Regions from separate parts of the Homo sapiens genome. Here region 2 is linked to region 1. Evidence: read pairs that join two places in POLR2A ChIA-PET (ENCODE). Cell type or tissue: HepG2. All regions are shown on one strand. Each heading gives the region's core, and the rest is flanking DNA. Links, peaks and the distances in the headings are about the cores only. Region 1 has its middle 9.0 kb from the start of KIF12. Region 2 overlaps COL27A1 (collagen type XXVII alpha 1 chain).

What was found. ChIA-PET counts read pairs that join two places held together with the same protein. Peaks named below come from ENCODE experiments on the same cell type or tissue, not always from the same donor. Only the 100,000 strongest peaks of a DNase experiment are listed, where the experiment ranks them.
Region 2: POLR2A ChIA-PET joins it to region 1 with 6 read pairs; 6 of 35 experiments call an interaction of 5 or more read pairs at or near these places.

What each region holds. Positions count from the first base shown.
Region 1 is chr9:114,106,878-114,109,785 of GRCh38, reverse strand. No RefSeq gene overlaps it. Among named protein-coding and RNA genes, the nearest start is that of KIF12, 9.0 kb to the right of the region's middle. RefSeq lists a silencer at 1,658-1,747. In HepG2, for the core only: CTCF peaks have their summits at 1,159 and 1,672 (motif pointing left); a DNase peak (open chromatin) is centred at 1,655; H3K4me3 peaks cover 665 bases.
Region 2 is chr9:114,158,185-114,161,092 of GRCh38, reverse strand. The region is part of intron 1 of COL27A1 (collagen type XXVII alpha 1 chain); the gene reads right to left. Among named protein-coding and RNA genes, the nearest start is that of COL27A1, 4.1 kb to the right of the region's middle. In HepG2, for the core only: no CTCF peak of the experiment used is centred there; a DNase peak (open chromatin) is centred at 1,135.

The sequences.
Region 1 (2,908 bases), core at 296-2,795:
CTGACTTTAGTATCCTCTGGGGTGGGGGTGGCGGGGGCAGGCAGTTAGAGGAAAGAGTGGTGGCCCAGGGGCACCAATGGGTTTCTATGGCTCTCCATCTCTCCCTAGAGTCTCGGCTCTCCCACGAATGCAACTGCTGCCCCAGCCTGTACTGGCCTCCTTTCGTTTTCCCATCTGTAAAATGCAGTAGTGAGCCAGACAGAAGTGAATTCAATGATCTCTGCATGGAGAATTTTGGGAAATGTAATGAGTCCTATGGCCTCCACTCATGTTTTAATTATAGATGGACAGCAAGCTCTGTTGGCAAAAATTTCACAACAGGCCCTGGACCCATCTGGCTTTTCCTCTGCGTGGGGTACAAGTGGAGCAATGATAGATGATTGTCATGTGATATAAGAAGAACCTCCTTCCTCACAGACCTTCTTTCTCATCTCCGCTCCACCTCAGTACTGTGCCACGCTGCCTTGCAGGGTGAGCCCCAGACTGGGCTCTGCCTCTTCCCACCAAGACTTCAGTCTCTAGCTGAAAAATGGCCATAAGCCCTCCTGTGTAATGTGCTGCTGGGGTGCTGGAAAGAGCAGAGAGCAGCGACACGGGGGCTCACCTGGGCCTAGTAGAGCCTGGCCTCCACCCTCTGGGGATTCTAGATTTGCATCGGACAGTTTGGTCTGAGAGGCCAGCTTGGCCCAAGCGAGAAGAATGTCACCCTGTTTCTGGGTGCATTTGAGAGCAGCTTTGTGACAGGAGCTGATGATCTCCATGACAAATGAGTCCCTAAATGAATCCTCGCATCATGGAGTTGAGTGTTTTTTGTTAGCCCCCAGAGGAAGGGAGGGAAGAGAGATGGAGGCTGAGGAAGGACACAGAGAAGCGCCCAGCAGGCCTCTCACCAGCACCCCTGCCTCCTTCCTGGCTCCTTTCTTTCCTTCCACCCATGTTTGCTAAGCTCCCAGTGTGTGCTGGGCCCTGCGCTGGCTCATAGACCTCAGGGATGAAGCATCCACAGTCTCTGCTGCCCAGCAGACAGGAAGAGAGAAGCCCAGTGTGATCAGTGCTGCAACGGAGGGGAGCCCGGGAGACTGTGGGGACTCAGAGGCGGGCTCTGACCTGTCCTGGCGGGTAGGGGGTGGCAGGGAAGGCGTTCTAGGGAAAGCTTGCAGGACGAGTCCACCCAGTGGAAGACAGCACTCCTGAAAGAGGGAGAACCACCGGCACAAGCAGAGGATGGAAGCAAAGCTTTGGGGACTGGAGCGCGGGAGGTAGGGGTGCAGGGTGGTGGAGACCACAGCCGGAGGGATCAGCAGGAGCAAGAGCCCAAATGGCCTCGAGTCCCAAGCTGGGAGCTCAGACACTCTTCAGAGGCCCGAGAGTAAGCCAGGGCAGGGTTTTTCCAGGGAAGGATGGCTGGGCTAACTGGAGGAGAGTGGATTGAAGAGGATGGACCGGGGGGCAGGGGGTTGGTGGGAGGGCCCCCTGATTACTCGTGTTGCTTTCTTCACTCTCTCGGAGAGTGCATCTTGAGGGCCTGCTCGTCTCTCACCACGCATCAGCTGGTCAGCCCCTCCTGGGGCTGGGCACTGGCTCAGGAGCGAGCTGCAAAGCGCAGGCCTGCACTCCACAAAGCTTCCTTTGTGATGAACCCGGGTCGCAGGGGCATGGTGCTCTGCTGCCCTCTAGCGAGGGCTGGGTATGCGCCCTGCGGGGCCCAGCCGGCTGCTAAGGTCCCTGCAGGCCTTCCATCTGTCCTATCCTCAATCGCGTCAGGAGAAGTGGAGACTTACTGCTCCTGAGGAAGGAATGCAGTCTGCAGACAAAAACAGGGTGAAGAGGAGAGGGGGTACACAGAGGAACTCAGCCCTAGCTGTGGGAACAGGGAGCACCGTGGTCAATGGGGGTGCCGCTGGCTGGGAGCCCAGTTTAACAGCTTTAGTTTCCTGGAATGAATAAGCCCAGACTCCGAAGGATGGAAGCGTGGTAATAGTGATGATGGTGGTGGTCACGGTAGAGATTTTGATGATGCTGGTGACAGTGGTTGCAGTGACCAAATGACTATGGCGTCTGCTGGTTACATAGGTATTGGTGGTGATGGTTGAGTTTTGGTAATGGTGGTGATGGCGTTATGGTGATAGTGGTGGTAATGATGAGGATGATGGAAGTAGAAACAGTGGTGGTGGTGATGAAGGAGGTGGCTAAACAGCTACTATGAACAGTCTCATATATGTCTTTTTTTCTTTTCTTTTTTCTTTTTTTAGACTGGATCTCACTCTGTTGCCTAGGCTGGAGTGCGGTGGTACCATCTCGGTTCACGGCAGCCTCAACGTCTGGGCTCAAGTGGTCTTCCCACTTCAGCCTCCTCACCCAGCTAATTTTTGTAATTTTTGTAGAGATGGGGTTTCACCGTGTTGCCCAGGCTGGTCTTGAACTCCTGGCTCAAGTGATCCTCCTGCCTCAGCCACCAAAAGTGCCGGGATTACAGATGAGAAGCACCATGCCCAGTCTCATATATGTCTTTTGTTGGATATTTGAACTCATTTCTCTTAGGCAGAGACCTAAGTGGAATTGCTAGATCATGGGATAGGGATTTGTTTAGCTTTAGTAGATACTGCAAAATTGTTTTCTGAAAATGGTTCACAAACAGTACTGCCTGTCTTTTTAATTGTATTCATTTCATTCTGGTATGTGTGTACTTGTATCTCACTATGGTTTTCATTTAATTTCCCTGGTGACTAATTATGTTGGGCAATTTTCATATGTTTATTAAATATTTGGATATCATATTTTGCAAAATGCCAGTTCAAATCTTTTGGTCAGTTTTAAGTTGAGTTGTTAGTCTTTTTCTTACTGGCTTGTAGAAGCTCTGTATATATTCTGGATAGAAGTCCTTTGTCAGATATGTGTATTGCAAATA
Region 2 (2,908 bases), core at 147-2,646, 51 kb before region 1:
GGATGCTGAATTCACCAACCCTAGTACTGCTCTTCCTTGAGGCCTCTTGATATGGGAATAACCCCCCTTATCGTTTAAACTATTTTGAGTTGGGTCTTCAGTTACTTGCAGCATAATGTAAACCAGCTGAAATAGCACTCAGACGCCAGTGATGGTCCCCTGAACGCCTTCTCCAGCTCTGGGCTTTTGCACATGCTACTCCCATCATGTAGACACTACTCCTTTGCCTGGTCAGTTCCTACACATCCATTAGATCCCAGCTTGGGTGTCACCTCCCGCAGCTCACTGCACATGCCACACTACAGCAGGTCTCACATGTGTGGTCATTGTCTACTCTCCTATTTCCCTGTCTAGACGAAGTCTCTAAAGGGCAAGGATGCCTGTCTTATTCACTCTTTTTTTTTTTTTCATTTTTTTTTTTGAGACAGAGTCTCACAGTGTTGCCCAGGCTAGACTTGAACTCCAGGGCTCAAGCTATCCTCCCACCTCAGCCTCCCGAGTAGCTGAGATTACAGGCATGTGCCACCATGCCGGGCTTATATTTCCAGCCCCTGGCAGGCACACAGGAAGTGTCCAGTATATTTTTATAAGATGAATTAATATCACCTGATATGACAGGACTCTAGACTTTAAAAAACGGCCGGGCACGGTGGCTCACACCTGTAATCCCAGCACTTTGGGAGGCCGAGGCAGGCGGATCATGAGGTCAGGAGATCAAGACCATCCTGGCTAACACAGCGAAACCCCATCTCTACCAAAAATACAAAAAAATTAGCCAGGCGTGGTGGCGGGCGCCTGTAGTCCCAGCTACCTGGGAGGCTGAGGCAGGAGAATGGCGTGAACCCAGGAGGCGGAGCTTGCAGTGAGCCAAGTTCATGCCACTGCACTCCAGCCTGGGCGACAGAGCGAGACTCTGCCTCAAAAAAAAAAAAAAAAATAGACTTTAAAAAGTGTCTTCCCAAAGCCTTAATTCCCCTACTCTGACTTTTTCCAGAATTGCTCCAAGATAATCCTTGGTCCTTCCTCTTCATCCTCTCCAATCTGCTGCCACTGTTGTGAGAATGCCTTTTCATGGGGCCAGGCCCCCAGCTCACCATGGGCAACGACTAAAGGTCAAAGTGTCAAGCTGCCCTGGGGTTGCCTGGGGAGAAGGGCAGGGCCAACCTTTCTGGCATGACTTGCTTACTTGAAGCAAATGGCAATAGCATGAGCCCTGGAGAGAAATAAAAGGCAGCTTTGTTTAATTACACAAACGGAGAATACCAAGGCTCAGGGAAGGCAGGTACTTCCATCCTGGGCAACGTCTGGGCTCATAATTCTTCAGTAGTATTTCCCACACCCACCAGGGACATGCTTTCTAGGAAATTGGCCAGATACATTAGGGAAGAGCTGTACCCTGCATCCCAGTCTTGACAATCCGGAAAGCACAACTGTATATCAAAGGCTCGGAGAAATCCTGCAATAAAGAAGTTGACTGTACTTTCTGTCATTCAGCAGTCCCCAAATTTAGAATCATTTTTTCCATGAATGCCTCCTCAGAGGAGACTACCCCTTGCCTTCCTGTGTTCCTGCGATCCCATTTATTTCTGTTCCATCTCCTTCCAGCCCCCTCTCTTCCTGGCCCTTGTCTGGCACCTGCCCTCACTCCTTGAGTCCTTCATTGGATTATGTCACATACCAAACTTCCTAGGAAGTTTCCCAAACTGATAAAGAAAGGCGAGGTGGGGAAGAGAAGGTACAAAAACGACACATGTCCTTCTCGGTCAGTTTCCCTGGCTACAGCTATACCAAAATGACTACTCTGCAGAGAATTAGAGGGCAAATCCTTGTAATCTCTGAAAATCAGGAAGAAGAAGTCCACAGGAGACATGGAATCAGAATCTTCTCTTCAATTAAGCTTCCTAACACCATGGCTTCCAACTTGAGGACTTCAGCCCTGAAGGCCTATTACAGAAGTATTCAACCTCCATTCATTCTCCCTGACAAATGCAGCTGACCCTCTTGGAAATGGATTCTGTGTGCACTTGACCCATAAACTTCCCAAGTATAGAGCATGTCAGAGTGGAAGAAGGCCATTTAAGATCATCTAGGGGTCAGATTCTAGTCCTCTCTCTCCCTTCTTTGAAAAGATGCGTAACTGAGGCCCAGAGAGGGCAAGTTACTTGCCCGAAGTCACACAGTGCTTCAAGTCTATGACTTAACAGATAGTCCTTTTCATTTGACTTGTCTCCATGGAGCAGAAATTGGAGACTTGCAGGGACTTCCTACTTGCCAGAGACCCGAGCCCCAGCCTTCACCAGCAGGAACAGAGATGCAACCCAGGGAGCCAACGAGCCATCTAAGTCAGCTCCAGGCCTGGAAAGTTGGCTCTCAGAGGGAGGCCCTGCCGATTCTTTTGCTCCCGTTCCAATCCTGTTTAGGCTACTGCTAATCATGGTTAGTGCCTGTGCTGGCTCAGGGCTTTGTTCTTCCAGACTTCTGTTTTCACCACTTGTCTTGTGGGCCTTGTCTCTGCAAACCCAGGGCTCCAGAATGTCAGGAAGACCAGAGCACAGAGGCCAGGGAGGCCAGGAGGCAGCCGAAACGGGAGCCGCGAGGAAACATCACATGGAAACATCGTCTGGCCACACAGCCCTCCAAAGAGGAAACCCAGGTGTTTCTATGCCCTTGCAAAAGGCCCTCTGCCAGTGCACCAAATGGGGCTACTCCTGGGTAACCACACTGCCAGAACCGGCAGACTGCTTGGATAGTTTTCTTCCATCCTTATTACCTGGAAACACACAGGATCTTAGAAACCCACACCAGCTTCAACAGTCACTGAGGGCTCTGAGCTGAGACCCAGGCCACAGAAACACACAGGGAAAGTGGCCCTGTGGACACTAGGCTTGGCTGTTCACGCATGGGGTAA